2 separate regions of the Mus musculus genome follow, and region 2 is linked to region 1. Evidence: chromatin loops called from intact Hi-C (ENCODE). Cell type or tissue: heart. All regions are shown on one strand.

Evidence for each region. Peaks named below come from ENCODE experiments on the same cell type or tissue, not always from the same donor. Only the 100,000 strongest peaks of a DNase experiment are listed, where the experiment ranks them.
Region 2: it touches region 1 in a loop (2.4-fold over the local background); 2 of 42 quality-filtered maps call a loop at or near these places.

The regions. Positions count from the first base shown.
Region 1 is chr3:51,360,895-51,368,894 of GRCm38, reverse strand. No RefSeq gene overlaps it. Among named protein-coding and RNA genes, the nearest start is that of n-TPagg5, 5.5 kb to the right of the region's middle. In heart, CTCF peaks have their summits at 3,225 and 3,424; DNase peaks (open chromatin) are centred at 3,484 and 3,814; H3K4me3 peaks cover 1,606 bases; H3K27ac peaks cover 634 bases.
Region 2 is chr3:51,153,013-51,161,012 of GRCm38, reverse strand. No RefSeq gene overlaps it. Among named protein-coding and RNA genes, the nearest start is that of Gm35891, 28 kb to the right of the region's middle. In heart, a CTCF peak has its summit at 4,198 (motif pointing left); DNase peaks (open chromatin) are centred at 3,842 and 4,142; H3K4me3 peaks cover 565 bases; H3K27ac peaks cover 1,152 bases.

The DNA.
Region 1 (8,000 bases):
TACTGGAGCCTATAGCATATGTAGCCACACGTTTTTGCTCTCATACACAGTATGAAGTTCCCTCCTTTGGAAGAGTCTTAAGTTAAATCAGAGAGCATTTGGTTCCAACCACAATAGTCACAGCACTAATGAATCAGTGGGCTTATCCTGCTTAGAGTGTTGGATGGTTTCATGTCAACACAGAGAGATTCTCCATTGAGAAAATGTCTTTGTAAGATCTGCCTATACACAAACCTATAGAATATTTTGTTAATCAGTGATTGCTGTGGGAAGGCCCAGTCTATTGTGGGTGGTGCCACCCCTGGCACATGGTCCTGGGGGTGTATAAGAGAGCAGGCTGAACAAGCCATGAGAAGCAAGACAGTAAGCAACACCTGACTTTCCTGGATGGACTACAAGCTGTCTGATGAAATAAACCCTTTCCTTCCAGGTCCTTTTTGGTCATGATGTTTTATCATAGTGGTATAGAAACCCTAAATAAGACAGTAGTGTAGCACACAGGGTCCATTGTTGAGCTGGACTGTCAACAACCAGCTTTGCTCCGCAGCCAGTGCCCTGCAGGACTAGGAAATCAATCAGGGGAGAAGAAGCCTCCAGCTCAGACTCATGGATTTCTCCACACTCTGCTGCCAAAGCAGGTACTGTCTTTTGCAATGGGAACTTAACATCTAGTTCTGGCATACAACCAACATCAGCGCCAATAATCTCTGCAGCATGTAGAGCCTCGGGGGCCAACAACTCACAGAAGCAATTCACTTCTGATACGGGATTTTCCATCCAATAGCCTTATAGCTTCTGGGTGTGCCTTCTTTTAGAAACTACTTTTGTCTAGGGGTGGTGAGATGATCCAACAGTTAGGAGAGCACTCTGATCTTGTGTACCTTTCATCCTAGCATTGGAGAGGCAGAGATGGGCAGAATTCCAGTTCAAAGCTAGCCTAGTCTACCTAGCCAGTTCCAGGCCACCCAGGGTTACATAGTAAGACCCTGCTCCTCATCACAAAAAAAGACATTAGGTGGCTATAGTGGGGTTCATGCCTTTAATCCTAGCATCCAGGTGGCAAGGGCAAATGAATCTCTGTAAGTTTGAAGCCAACCTGGTTTATAAAGAGAATTTCAGGCTAGCCAGGACTATATAGTGAGATCTTGTCTTTAAAAAAAAAAAAGTACATTTCTTTATTTTTATTTTTTTGCTTGTTCATGAGGGTAGAGATCAGAGGACAACCTGTAAGAGAGAATTCTTTCCTTCCATAATATGGATCCTCGGGTTGGGGGAGAAACTCAGGTCATCGGGCTTAGTGACAAGGTTCTAACCTACAGAACCATCTCTCCAGCCCTGAGGGGTACACTTTTCCTCTGCTGCAGCATACCTTTGCTCAAATTCTAATCGTTGGGGTTTTGTAAATATTTCTTTATTAATGTGTGTGCGTGTGTGTGCGCGCACATGCTAAGTGTATGTATGAATACCATGTGCATTCGGTGTCTGCATTGGGCCCATTGAACTGGAGTTACAAGCAGTTGTGAGCTGCATGAGGTTGGTCTTGTGAAGTGACCCAAGTCCTAGCAAATGCCCTTAATTGCTGAGCCATCTGTTCAGCACCCTATATTTCCATTTTAATAACCCCATAATTATTTCAGTCAATACAGCCTGTGTATAGTTGTAAAATGAATGGAAGTACAATTAGTCCTGGTCCCTTTAGCCCTGTGACTGTGAAGCGAGTGCCCCAATCATTATCAGTTCTCCGTGCCTGTGGGTACCGCTGAGTTGGATAAGACCCAGTGTGCTTCACTCATGGATTGCTGCACAACACATTAACTGATTAAAAGTTTTCTGTTACAGGATATCTGAGCTGGTTTCTAGTTAGGTTGTGGCTCAACCCTTAGCACACACCTTTAATCCCTCTGGCTGGAATATAAACACATCCATAGCTCTCAGCTTTAATCCAAACAATGAAGGTAAAGTTCGTCTGTAGAAGGAAACACCCATGTTTGAAAGTGATGTCTAATTGAGTGGCAGAAAAAGTGACGAATCAGAGAAAGATCTGACAGATAGGATACTCCCAACTCTCACAAGGAGAGAGGAAGAGGAGCATTCAGCACAGGAATACAGTAGCGTTCCTAGAGAGTGGTACAGTAGAGTTGAGAAGGAGAGTGGAGCAGCCTAGAGCGAGAGAAAGAGGAAGGAGGCAGTTTGTGGTGGTTTGAATACGCTTGGTCCAGGGAGTGACACTATTAAGAGATGTGGACTTTTTGGAGTAGGTGTGGCCTTGTTGAAGGAAGTGAGTCACTGTGGGGTAGGCTTTGAGACCATCCTCCTAGCTGCCTGGAGGCCAGTCTCCCCTGGTTGCCTTCTGGTCAAGATGCAGAACTCTCAGCTCCTTCTCTAGCACCATGCCTTCCTGCATGCTGCCGTAGTTCCTGCTATGATGATAGTGGACTGGACCTCTGAACCTGTAAGCCGGCCCCAATTAAATGTTTGCTTTTATAAGACTCGCCTTGGTCATGGTGTCTATTCACAGCAATGGAAACTCTAACTAAGACACAGTTTTACCAGGACAGTTGTACAGAGACAGGTAAAGACAGAGTGAGCCAGAAAATGAGAAGAAGCCATATTAGAACATTGCTACTGTTAGTTTGAGGCACAGCAGAGCAATTCAGAGACTGAGAGAGAAGACAGCTTGGAGAGAGAGGAGTTTGAGTCAGAAGAGCTAGATTGAACCAACCAGCCAGAGTTCAGAAGGAAGAAGAAAGGGTGTGCTTAGCCAGCAGCAAGTTTCGGAGGCTGAAAACATCCTAGGCCTACATAATATTGTATGGAGGGTAGAGGCTTCCAAGACTAGGCCCAGGTTAGCAGACTGGGGCATTAAGGCTTGGAGACAATGGACTTGCGGCAGTGTCCACACAGGTGAGCACCGACTTGTATCCTTACTGACATATACGGACCCTGTATAGTCTCTCCGTGTCTTAATTTGGAACATGCCTCACATTTATTGTTACCATGCAGAATAGCAGACTATTTCATGGGAATGTTGGTAGCTCTAGCTACTTTCCAGTGTGTGCCAAATCACTGTGGCCAGACTGTAGATAAGAGCCTCCAGTGATCTCTGGAGGCAGATGGCTTGTAGCTTGGTAAGGGCATCTGCTTCCCGATTTTCAAACCTCAACCAGCTATGGGCTGCCAGCCACATAGAAAACCACTGATTCCTGTTGAACTCTGTTACATATGTCCTCCAAGATCTGCTGCCCCACAGTGGTGGAAAGAGCATCCACCTGGTTCTTTTCCCATTGGGCCAGCCATAAAGTCAGACCTCCGAATACAGCCCCGCTACTGTCCATATGGATTGTCACAGGGTAAATCTCACTACCAGTGAAACTGGTACTTTCCACTCTGCTGTCTCTTATCTCAGTCCGCTGGCTACGCTTTCTCGCTTTCTTGCTTCCTTTCTCCAGCCACACGGTGTCAGTGTTCATTTGCATTTCGACCGCCACCCAGTCCCGTTTGGTGTCCTCCCCTTCTGCAGACAGATGGTGTCCCTCTTAGCACTTTATCTCTCCTAGCGCTTGGTTCACTTACCCGGGGGCGGCTTAGAAGCTTGAAAGAACACTGGTGCCAACACAGCCTGCACGGCCTTGGCGACGGGACTTGCAAACACCGCACCACATTGCTGTAAAAAGTGCGAGCCGCCTCTGGCAAGTTTGATTTCGCGCTACCGGAGAAAGAGACGTGGCCTTTATTTGGATATGCAGCTTTCGCTGTCACTGGGATGCTGGGCCCTTCCTGTTGGAATGCTCCACGTTCATCCAGCAGTTGCTGTTTTAGTACTGTGCGCCAGCTTCCTTCCCTTTCCATGGCTAGGACCCAAACGCTATTAGAACTGTTTGCTCAAGCTGTTTTTTTCCATAGTCCCCCGAACATCTGGTGACTTCTAACACAAAGGGACACGGCCATTAAGGTTATCTTGCAAGGACCTTAGCTTACTCAGGAGCCTCTTGAGCCATCTATCTATTTTAGCACTTACAGCACGTGGTACATTTTTACTAAGTTGTTGGGTGTGATATTGATACCCCTCTTACTGGAGTATAAGATCTAGAATTTCACAGAGGAGCTCGCCCTTGCCTTTTGTGGACTGACTGCCCATCCTGCTTCCCTGAGGTGCACACCGCGAAGTCTTTCAGAGACGTGTTGTGAAACTTTTTCACTTAGGGGAGAGAGCAGGAGGAGAAAGCAAGGTCTCCAGCCACCTTCCCTTGACAAATAGACAGTGTGGCAGGTAATTTTGCATGAGTGGTAGAGACTCCTTTGAATTTAAATAACCCCTGGGGATTCAGCAACTCAGAGAATACAAAAAGACGGAGGAGAAAAGAAGGTAGAAGAAGGAAAAGAAGGAAGAGGAGGAGAAAGAAGGAAAAGAAGAAGGAAGAGGAGGAAGTAGAAGGAGGAAGAGGAGGAGGAGGAAGAAGAAGGTAGAAGAAGGAAAAGAAGGAAGAGGAGGAGGAAGAAGGAAAAGAAGAAGGAAGAGGAGGAAGTAGAAGGAGGAAGAGGAGGAGGAGGAAGAAGGTAGAAGAAGGAAAAGAAGGAAGAGGAGGAGGAAGAAGGAAAAGAAGAAGGAAGAGAAGGAAGTAGAAGGAGGAAGAGGAGGAGGAGGAAGAAGAAAGAAAAGAGAAAGAAGGAAAATAGGTGTGTTCGCAAGTTCCAACACCACATGGAGAGATGCCATTACTTGTATCTGTTGTTCTGGCATAAGAGCCGTGCTGGGCACAGTGGCATAGACATGGTAACTACCTTACTTAGTAGTGCTGGCCACAGCGGTGTAGATGGGGTCGACCTTACTTAGCTCTCTTCATCTGAAGTCTTTTATAGGAGCTGTCTGGCATCTTCACAGGCCACACACCAAGCTGAAGAAAGAAAGGCCTTCGGGTTGAGCAAATAACCTCTAATCTTTCTAGCTCCTTTAAAGTTGCTGTAATTTCAGCATAGACTTCCAGGTAGTCAGTACAATTTGATATTTATAGGTCGACTCAGAGCCGGAACTTTCTAGGTTCCCAGGGGGCCACTCACAAACGGCGGTCTTGACATTTTGCACTCTCAGGTGAAATTCTGCAATGGCGGCGTGCAGGGTGAGCACCAGCAGTGTGTCCACCCCCAGTAGATTCTCCTGCTGAGAAGAAGTTCACTCAGGGTTTACCCTTGGAGAGAGACAATTGCTATCACTGCGACTTACTGTGTAAACTTATGCCAACTTGACACACAGGATAGAGTTATCTGAAGGAGGGAAATGAGAAAAATGCCTCCATATGACCCAGATGTAAGCTATTCTCTCTCTCTCTCTCTCTCTCTCTCTCTCTCTCTCTCTCTCTCTCTCTCTTTCTCTCTTTCTCTCTCTCGGTTTTTTAAGACAGGGTTTCTCTGTATAGCCCTGGCTGTCCTGGAACTCACTCTGTAGACCAGGCTGGCCTCGAACTCAGAAATCTGCCTGCCTCTGCCTCCCGAGTGCTGGGATTAAAGGTGTGTGCCACCACGCCCGGCTCTCTCTCTCTTTTTTAATGATGTATTTATTTTATGTATATAGGTACACCATTGCTCTCTTCAGACACACCAGAAGAGGACATCAGACCCCATTGCAGATGGTTGTGACCCACCACATGGTTGCTGGGAATTGAACTTAGGACCTCTGGAAGAGCAAGCAGTCAGTGTTCTTAAGCAATGAGCCATCTCTCAAGCCCTAAGATATTTTCTTAATTAGTTATTGATGGGAGAGGGCCCAGCCCACTGTGGGTGGTTCCATGCCTAGGCTGGTGGTCCTGAGTTTTATAAGAAAGCAGGATGAGCACACCATGAAGAGTGAGCCAATGAGCAGCACCATGGTGGTCTGAATAAAAATGGCTCCATAGACTCAAGGGCTGGCACTACTGCGAAGTGTGGCCTTGTTGGAGGAAGAGAGTCACTGATGGGTGGGCTTTGTGGTTTTAGAAGCTCAAGCAAGGCCTATTGGTTCACTGTCCCTTCCCTGGCTTCCGATCCAGATGAAGAACTCTCAGCTCCTTCTCTAGCACCATGTCTGCCCACATGCCACCATGCTTCCTGCCATGGTGATAATGGACACTGCAAGCCAGCCCCAATGAAATGTTTTCCTTCATAAGAGTTGCCGTGATCACGGTGTCACTACATAGCGATAGAAACCCAAACTAAGACAAGCAGCCCTCCGTGGCCTCAGCTTCAGCTCCTGCCTCTGGGATCCTCCACTGTCTGAGTTCCTGTCCTGGCTTCCCTCAAAGATAAACAGCTGAATAAACCCTTTCCTCCCCATCTTGCTTTCTGGTCATGGTGTTTCACTGCAGCAGTAGAAACCCTAACTAAGACACAGGCTTAGTCCTTATCCCCTGCACCATCCCAAGATCCCAACTGCTGCCATTGCTCTTGGCACTTTGGGGTCACTACAATGCTCCAATAGCCACTGAGCCAATAAACCTGCAATTCAACAGGGAGCCTCTACACACCATGTGGGCTCTGTGGCAGGCGGACACTAAATCAGAAGGATAGTGGAGATCGTCTCTTTGTCCATAAAGGGGGTGTGGTGGCTTGAATAGCTTTGGCCCCATAGACTCACGTATTTGGATGCTTGGCCCATGGAGGAGGTGTGGCCTTGTGAGAGGAAATGTGTCACTGTGGAGGCGGGCTTTGAGGTTTTGTTTGTTTGTTTTGTTTTGTTTTTTTCAAGATAAGGTTTCTCTGTGTAGCCCCAGCTGTCCTGGAACTCACTTTGTAGACCAGGCTGGCCTCGAACTCAGAAATCTGCCTATCTCTGCCTACTGAGTGCTGGGATTAAAGGCGTGTGCTTCCTCTGCCTGGCCTGGGCTTTGAGGTCTTAAATGCCCAGTGTGGAATCCAGTCTCCTCCTGGCTGCCTTTGCATCAAGATGTAGAACTCTCAGCTTCTTCTCCAGCACCAAGTCTGCCTGCACATGACCATGCTTCCCACCATGATGATAATGGACTGAACCTCTAAACAGTAAGCAGGCTCCTGTTTTCCTTTATGAGTTGCCTTGGTCACGGTGTCTCTTCACAATAACCCTAACTAAGACAGGGGGTACAGTAAAGGGGGTTTCACCTGGGACTACATATCTCTCATCCCTTTCACCCACTGGCTAGTCTCGAATTGTCACAATTTCTGTCCAGGGCCACTGTTTGGTGGTGGTGGTGGGGGTCCCATAGGTGCTGACTTATGCATTCTCCTTCCTTCTGAAATAAAGTGTGGTGCGGAGGGGTATTTTTTCATCACTTGTGTTGTACTCTCCTCCGCTTTACTGATGCTTCCCTTGGCTTCTGCATCAGTTATTCTTTTTGTAGTTATGATCAAACATCTGACAAGAAGCAGCTAAAGAAGAGAGAGGATGGAGTTGTAAACTGTGAGAGGCGTGGCAGCCGAAAGCATCGTTTGGTTGCTTACACCGCATCTATAGTCGGGAAGCAGAGAGAGGACTATAAATAAAACTTCAAGGCCTGCCCCGCAAGAACATACTCCCTAAAGGTTCCACAACCTTTCCATACAGTGCCGGCAGCTGGAGACCAAGTGTTCAAGCTTATGAGCCTATAGGGAGGATCCTATGGGGAGGAGTCTAAGGGAGGAGCCTATGGGGAGGAGTCTATCGGGAGGAGCCTATCAGGAGGAGCGCATTCCACATTCAAATCACAGGAGGTTACAAGGCTTTAGAATCCAAGGAGGGCTCCTTAGCATAGATCTAATTTGTGCTCTCTCCTTCTCGTTCTCCCTCTTCCCTCTCCCCCTCCCTCCTCCCCGTCTCCCTCCCTCTCCATCTCATGGGGCTATAAGAGACAGAAAGCCAATACCCCCATAACATCCTTCAGTTCCTACCTGGCATACCCTGCCCCCAACCCTGAACTTTCCAGCCCACGAGCTGACTGGACTGCCCTTCCCCAAAAGGCACCTCTTCCCTCTTCCCTATATTCAGCCATTTTGGTTCTCTCTCTCTCCCTCGCTCC
Region 2 (8,000 bases), 210 kb after region 1:
GCTGGAACTGGAACACTACCTCAGCTTTCTGTTTTCCAGATCCTTCAATGCCTAAGCTTGACTGTCCTGGAACTTGTTGTGTAGATTGACCTTGAACTCAGAGATCTGCGAGGCTGTGTCTCCTGAATGCTAGGATTCAAGGCGTGTACACCATGGCTGGATTTCAGCTTTTAACACCACAGTGCTCAATGGCAGAAGATCAGAAACAATTAACCGCTCATTACTGTTTAACTGATTAAGCTCTGAGTGCATCAGTACAGTGGCATCAGAGCTACGGCACAATGTAGAACGGAAGATAATGAAGGTCCCTGTGAATTGCGGTGGAAGGACTGACTTTGCTTAAATGCAAGAGCGAATGGGGAAAACCAGCAAGGCACAGAACAATCCTAGAACGTACTGCGTTCAGATGTATGTGGCAGCATATGCCTGTAACCCTGCCACTTGAGAGGAGGGGGCAGGAGAATCAAGGCAAGACTCAGCTACATAGTGAATTCAAGGCCAGACTCGGCTACGTGAGACCGTCTTCATCCACGAGCGCGCGCACACACACACACACACACACACACACACACACACACACACACACACACACGATTCATACTCACTGTATTTGCATAAAGGAAGGCTGGAAGATACTTGATGATCTGATTAAAGTTTACCTTCTGGAGAACAGACTGAGGATAAGGCAGAATAAGTTGTTTCATTCTGGCCCTGTAGGGTTTTTTGTTTGTTTGTTTGTTTTTAATTTAAAACCTGCAAATGTTTTGCCTATCCAAAAGCATTGAAAAAGATCACCAGCACTTCTGATACTCTTTCCCCTCCTGCCTGTCTGGAAGTGGCAGTTGCAACACTTCTGTGGACTCATTTATCATTTATACAGCGAGCAGTGTCTCTCGCCTTAGGCTGGAGGGAACAGCTTAATGTGAAGGGAATGAGCGCGGCTGGAACTCAGTCAGCCAGACCTCATTTCAGATTTGGCTCCAGCTCTTGCTAGCTGTGTGATTCTGGGCAAGCCACTTCGCCTCTCTGAGCTTTGTACATGTTATAAATCTGGAGAATAAATTCGATGTTAAATAAGTCCTTCCATGATGGTTAACACTGAACGGTCAAATCGGGGATGGAAGCCCGTTGTTATATTTCATTTTCTTTGACTGAATCAATCCTGAGCGTGCCTAGTGCCAACTCAGACCCAGGGCTGCACATGAACACGAGATGGTATGGGTGGTGACAGGTTTGTTTCCTGAGGGATTGCAGGGACAGAAGCCATTCTGTTTTCAGCTCATAATTAGGACGAGTAAGCCCACACCTATCTCAGAATAAAGGGTAGAAATTGTTGCTTCTTCCCCTTCAAGGCATGCCCTGCCTTGTTTGCCAGCATCTACTGCTGCGAGAGGACAACCACCCATGAAATCAGGGTGCTTAGTGGCTGGGCTCCCCACCAGGACTCTGCAGGAGGGGTCAGGGGTCAAGCAGCAAGAGGCTCAGCCTTCCAGTTCCATTCCAGGCTCTTTATTCTGATGCTGAGCTCAGGGCACATCATTAATTCAACGCATAATTATGAGTACCTAGAGTGTGCCTGGCAACTGCTCGTGATTCAGAGAAACAAAGATCAATGAAGTCTGACTTTTGATCAAAGCTAAAATCAATCCTTCAGACATCTGTCCTGTGTTTACCTTGCTGGGTTCAATAAGTGGATTTTTTTTTTTTTTTTTTTTTTTGCAACTCCTTCCTTCCATATTGGCTCTGTCTTCCAATCCCTTTTAATTTTGACATTTAGACCTAGCGGAATATATATATATCTGAATAAAAAGCTTTTAAGGCCCAAAGCATTTAAGGCTATTAGTTTAAAGAAACATGTGCACATATTCACGGAGGGAATGGCTTTGAGTTTCTGCGTTGTGTCTGGCTTCACCCATATGCTGAAGTAGGACCACAGCAGAACAGGAAAGAGGAAGGCAGCCTGGATGTATTTGCATTAAGTCCCCTGATGAGGAAAAAAGGCAGTTCCTCAGGTTTGGATTTGTGGCTGGGGTTTGGAGCTTGTGACTTCTCATCCTCAACCTGGCTGTGAAGCCTCTCACCAACTCAAAGCTTAATGGCTCCTCTAATTCTGTCTTACTCGTCAGTGTGAAGGCATGATCATCATTAGGAATCTTTAAAGTACGGACTGGGGAGATGGCTCAGCAGGAAAGCACAGGACCTGGGTATGGGTCCCCAGCAGGAACATAAAAATCCGGGAACATAAAATACAGCACATTGTAATCCCAGCGTTGAGGAAGCTGAGATAGGAGGATCAATTTAGCATCTGCTAAACTGCCCAGATGCACACCCACACATAAATGAAGTAAAACATACTTTCAAACAAGGCCTTCCCAGTATCTTTAATGTCAGAGACACTTTGTATTCTAAGATAACTTAAGACCCAACAGGTCAGAAGGAAAAAAACGGTAGGCAGTTAGATTGATTTCTCACCCTATGGGAAATGCATAAGGCTGGAACCAAGCCTTTTCTCCTCTTAGCAGCAAATAGTAGTTTGTAGCCAGGCAGTGGTGGCACCCGCCTTTAATCCCAGCACTTGAGAGCCAAAGGCTAGTAGATCTCTGAGTTAGAGGTAAGTTTGCTCTACAGAGACAGTTTCAGAACAGCTAGGGAGGGCTACAGATACAATTTGCAAAACTCATGAAGCTCAAGAAGATGGAAGACCAAAGTGTGGATACTTTGTTCCTTCTTAGAAGGGGGAACAAAATACCCATGGAAGGAGTTACAGAGACAAAGTTCGGAGCTGAGAGGGCAGGAAGGACCATACAGAGACTGCCCCACCCTGGAATCCACCCCATTATACAACTACCAAACCCAGATACTATTGCAGATGCCAACAAGATTTTGCTGACAGGACCCTGATATAGTTGTTTCCTGTGAGGCTATGCCAGTGCCTGGCAAATACTGAAGTGGATGCTCACAGTCATCTATTGGATGGAACACAGGGTCCCCAATGAGGAGCTAGAGAAAGTACCCAAGGAGCTGAAGGGCTTTGCAGCCCTATAAAAGGAACAACAATATGAACTAACCAGTACCCTCAGAGCTTGTGTCTCTAGCTGTATCTGTAGCAAAGGATGGCCTAGTTGGCCATCAATGGGAGGAGAGACCCTTGGTCTGGCAAGGATCATATGCCCCAGTATAGGGGAATGCCAGGGTCAGGAAGTGGGAGTGGGTGGCTTGGGGGAGCAGTGGGGAGTGGGAGGGGGGGAAGGAGGGTATAGGGGATTTTGGGAGAGGAAACTAGGAAAGGGGATTTCATCTGAAATGTAATGAAGAAAACATTTAATTAAAAAAGAAAGAGAGAAAGGAAGGAAGGAAGGAAGAAAGAAAGAAAGAAAGAAAGAAAGAAAGAAAGAAAGAAAGTGTCTCCTTGGCCAGCTGAAGGAGGAGAAAGGTTTCAGAAAATGCCAGGTAGAAGATGCCAGAGGAGCCTATCTGCCTGTGTGGGGGTCTCTCCCATGTTAACAGCACCTTCTAGAGTTCTGGGAAATGAGGCCGAGAGGCTCCAAGTGGTGACCTTGGGTGGGTGACAGTGCTCAGGCAGCTGCTGAGCTTGATTGAAGGAGCTGTTAGTTTCCAGTCGCCTCTTGGAGAGCATCCATCTTCATCCCCACCCCTGACTCCAAAAGGGCAAAGCCTGCTGAGAGCTCCGAGGCTCAGGACTCAGGTTGTTCGAGTCATTTGCTGCAATGTTGATCCTGTCCTCTCTGTGTACTTTGCCAGCTTGAAACGAAACAGCGCTGCTATGGAAACCGCAAACACCAGGCAATCCTGGCCCCTGCACTTGGCAGCCCAGCCAGGGAGAGATAATGGCTTCTGTTGTTATCTATTGGACGCTGATGCTCAGCCGGTTTTACCCTCAGGGCCCTGACTAGGGATGGGCTGACACTGTACCATAAGTGCTCTCTTGTCTGTTCCCTAGGCTCCTGATGCAGGCTAAGATAACCAGTGCAGCCAGGGTACCCTTCATTATCCCGGTGACAGCCCCGTGTTTTACACTTCCCTGCCGTCTGTGGTCCCTCATCTCAGGTTACTCTGAAGGCTTAAAACCATCCTCTGAACTGCTTGGCAGGCCTACATCCTGTTTTCCAGAACTAATGGACACAGTTTCGGATCACGTGCTTCATTTGTGGGTTGGGAAAGGCAGCAACGCCCCCTAGCGGAGCATTTTGTCGTGCTCAGAGCAGGTGGCTGGGCAACTTGGTCCTTGGAATGAATATGAATGACAGCCATCTGAAAACACATTTAGTGTGAAAAAGCAAAAGACTATTAAAACCTGTTTGTTGGCTGCAACATTTAATAAGAGGTCAGTTTGCTATATGCAACGTCAACAATGATGACGGGAGGAAGTAAAGTCGTAGGTTGGGTAGTCAGAGGCCTTTCACCTCCCCCTGAGCTGCCAGGTTAAATCAAACATGACCTAGCAGGCAGGAGGCGTGGGCAAACACAGCTGTGTTTAGAATGCGCTGATGTCTTGGTCTGTTTTTCCAATATTTGTGCTTTGGAAAGAGCTTTCTGCTTGAAATGAGCTTCTCCTGCGTTTGGAACTTCTACGCATGGGAGGAGAAAACCATGCCACCTCTGTTTCCCAGATATCTCAGGGTCTTTCTCGCCCTCCTGAAACAGGCTATTTTTCTCAGTAACGTCCATTTTCTGCGGTTTGAAACTGCTCTTTTCTGGAAGAGATAATCGTGGGGAAAAAAAAATCTTCTAACCCATTTGCTTGCAAATGGCAAGAAATGTTTGATATTCTTGAAGTTCTTGCCACATAAAGCAGGGTGATTTTCAAATTCTATTTGATCCTTCTGAAAGCTAGCTAGCCTTGTTCTCTGAAAAATTGTAGCACAGGCACAGAAAAATGCCTCTAATTTCTGCCTATTACTTCTTCTTCTTTTTCTTTTTTTGTCTTTTTCTGTAGGATGTTGCTCTCAAGGATATGTGGAAGAGAGACGTGAGTCAGGCCTTTGCCATTAATGGTTGTCCCTTGCCCCAGAGGGAAAGCCAGCAATGTGGTATCGTGCTATGAAGATAGTGGGATAGATACTTACATGTGGTGAATGAAAAGCTCCGGGAAGGTCTTGGCATAACCGAGTTAGTCAAGTTATGAGTCATTAGTCAATGGCTCAGTTTCATATGTCAGGCCTCGGATGGTCTTCCTTTTATTTGACAACTGGAACATTTGGCAAACATCCTGAGTGGTTTTGTGTTTCATGAGGCAGAGTACAGAGAGAGCCCAGGGGTTGGGGACCTGGCCCAGCTACAAAAGTGCTTTCTCAGCAACTGTGAGGATTTGAGTTTGGAGTTTTCAGAACTCTAGAAAGAGTCAAGTGTGCATGCCTGTAATCTCAGAGCTGGTGAGGCAGAGACAGGCTGGAAGATTCTCTTGGGCTTGTTTTCAAATCAGTCAAATCAGCTCTTCATTCAATGAGAGACCCTGTCTCAAAAACAAAACAAAAGACAGACAATCTTGCCCCCAAACAAAACCAAATCAAACAAAACAACAGCAGCAACAACAAAAATAGTGGAGAGTAGTTGAGAAAGATAACTGATATTTACACTTGCTTACACACACACACACACACACACACACACGCACACGCACACGCACACGCACACGCACACACACACGTGCACACGCACATGCACACGCACACACACACTTGCAAGAAACCTTGTGGAAGGAAAAGCTGGAGTCTGTCCTCTATTGGGGCAGTGACTTCCTCTTTGAGAAGCCTGTATCCTGGAATCCTGGGCGGTTGTCTGTAGCGTGCGTGATGACCTGGCTGAGAACAGGGAAAGCACTCTAGCAGAGGACTCAGGATCAAGGACAGGGATGTACCCTCTTGCTGACACCAAAAAGAGTGGCCCTTTGAAAGGGGACACAAAGCACAGCTCTTATCAGTGGCTGCTCACACTAGTTGGTACTGTTAGCTGAGTGTCCACACAGCTCGGTTCTGCTGGACACTCTGTATCCGTCCTCATCAGCCTTCATGAGGACTCCATGGCATAGATGGGCTTCTCCTATTTTACAGGAAAGGGAACAGATGCTAAGAGTGTGTGATCTTGCCGACTTGCTTGGATCTAGAATAAACCAAGAGACAGGTGTCTGGGCAGGTTTGTGAGGGCTTATTTGAGAAGGATTAATTGAAAAGACCTGCTCTCAGAGTGGGTGTAACTTTCCAGTGCTTGCCTTTGTGTCTCTCCCTTTGTGTCTCGGTGGTGAGCATGCCACCTCTGCTGCTGCTATTTCCCGTGGTTAGCGTGGCTGATACTTTCTGTGGTGAGCATGTTCGTCTCTGTTGCTATCTTTGCTGGAGCCATCTTCCACTGACCTCACACTCCTGTCTTTGGGTTCCAATGTGGACTGAAGATTAGAGGCTCCAGGAACTTTCCAGGCTTTTGGTGCCATACTGGGACTGCTGAGGGTTCATCTGTGTGTACTGAGCAGCTACCGGGTTCTCAGGCCCCTCCTTTGCGCAGGAGGACACTGTTGGATGACCCAGTCCCTGTTGATTGAGACATTCTAGTAAGTGAACTTTTGTTAGTTCTGGTCCGTTAGACAACTCCAATACAGAGGGGTCAGCTCACCAGCGTCACAGGAGTGGGGGCGGGGCAGAGCCAGGGGTCTCATCCAGGTCTGTGAGTTCCTAAAGTCAAGCTTACGTTTCCCACACTGGCAGTGCAGACTTCATTATGCTCATTGCTCACAGCAGTGTCTTGCACAGGGACCTTCATTTGTGAGCCTCCGTCTGTGGCTGATTTAGATCCACCAATGAAATTCAAGGAGTTCTGATGGGGGTGGGAACATCCTGGGGATACAGTTGGAATCAAAATGTCTGCTTGGCAGGTTTGATAGAATCCCAGCATTTGGGGGTTGGAGATAGAAGAATCCATGAAGGCTAGCCTGAAGTTCATAGTGAGACCCTGTTGAAACACAAACATGCACGCGCGCGCGCAAACACACACATACACACACACACACACACACACACACACACACACACACGGTGGGGGGTGGGGGGGGGAGGAGAGAGAAAGTGAGCTTGTTCCATGAGTTATTTTAAAAGCCTTGATGTACTAGAATTCTGGGGGAGTCTAGTCAGGAGCTTCCAAGGCTCTTTGGACGGAGTCTTGAAAATTACACTTGAATTGTGGATTGGAGAAAAAAGGGCACAAATAACACATACATATGTGTACATGCGTACACATATACATACTACATGTGTATATATGTACAATGCTCAAATCTGTAAAGTTTCATGAAAGGATTCTCAACTCTGACACTGTTTGAATCAGGCTTTGAAGCCCTCACATTGGCTGCAGCATGACTGGGAATAAGCCCAACTGTAGGAACAGGAAGGGGCAGCTTGGGTGGCAGAGTGTCCATCAAGACGTGCAGCTACATGCTAGGACTCCTAAGAGCCCCCGTGGGACATCAAGGCCCGACCACACAGCATGGTTGTGGGCCAGGCCCTGGAGTATGCCAAACTGAGCTGGGTAGGAGGCCACAGAGCTGCGTAATTGGATCTGTAAATGGTCTTCTGAAAAGAGACTTCAAAAAAACCCACCTGGGAAGATGTCACTTAGTGGGAGTCCTTTTCCCTCTGTGAGAGATGTCCGATTAGAATAGGTCCACGCTTGCTGGGCTGGAGTCCTACAGGGATCCTAGGGCTGGCAGGGTTCTTCCCTTTCAGTTAGAGACCTGGATGCTGAGCAAGCAGAGCTGATGTTTTCCTCCCTGCCTCTCCATCCTGACTCCCTCCTTTCTTCTTTCTCTTGGTTTTAGGTCTTATGCCTTTTAAAAATTACATTTTATATTGTTTTTTTAAAATGTGTTATTATTGTGTGTGTGTGTGTATGCATATGAGTGAGTGTATGTGTGCATACATGGTGTGGTTTTGTGTGAGTGCATGGTGTGTGTATGCATGGTGTGTCTGTGTGCATGGTGTATGTGTGTGCGT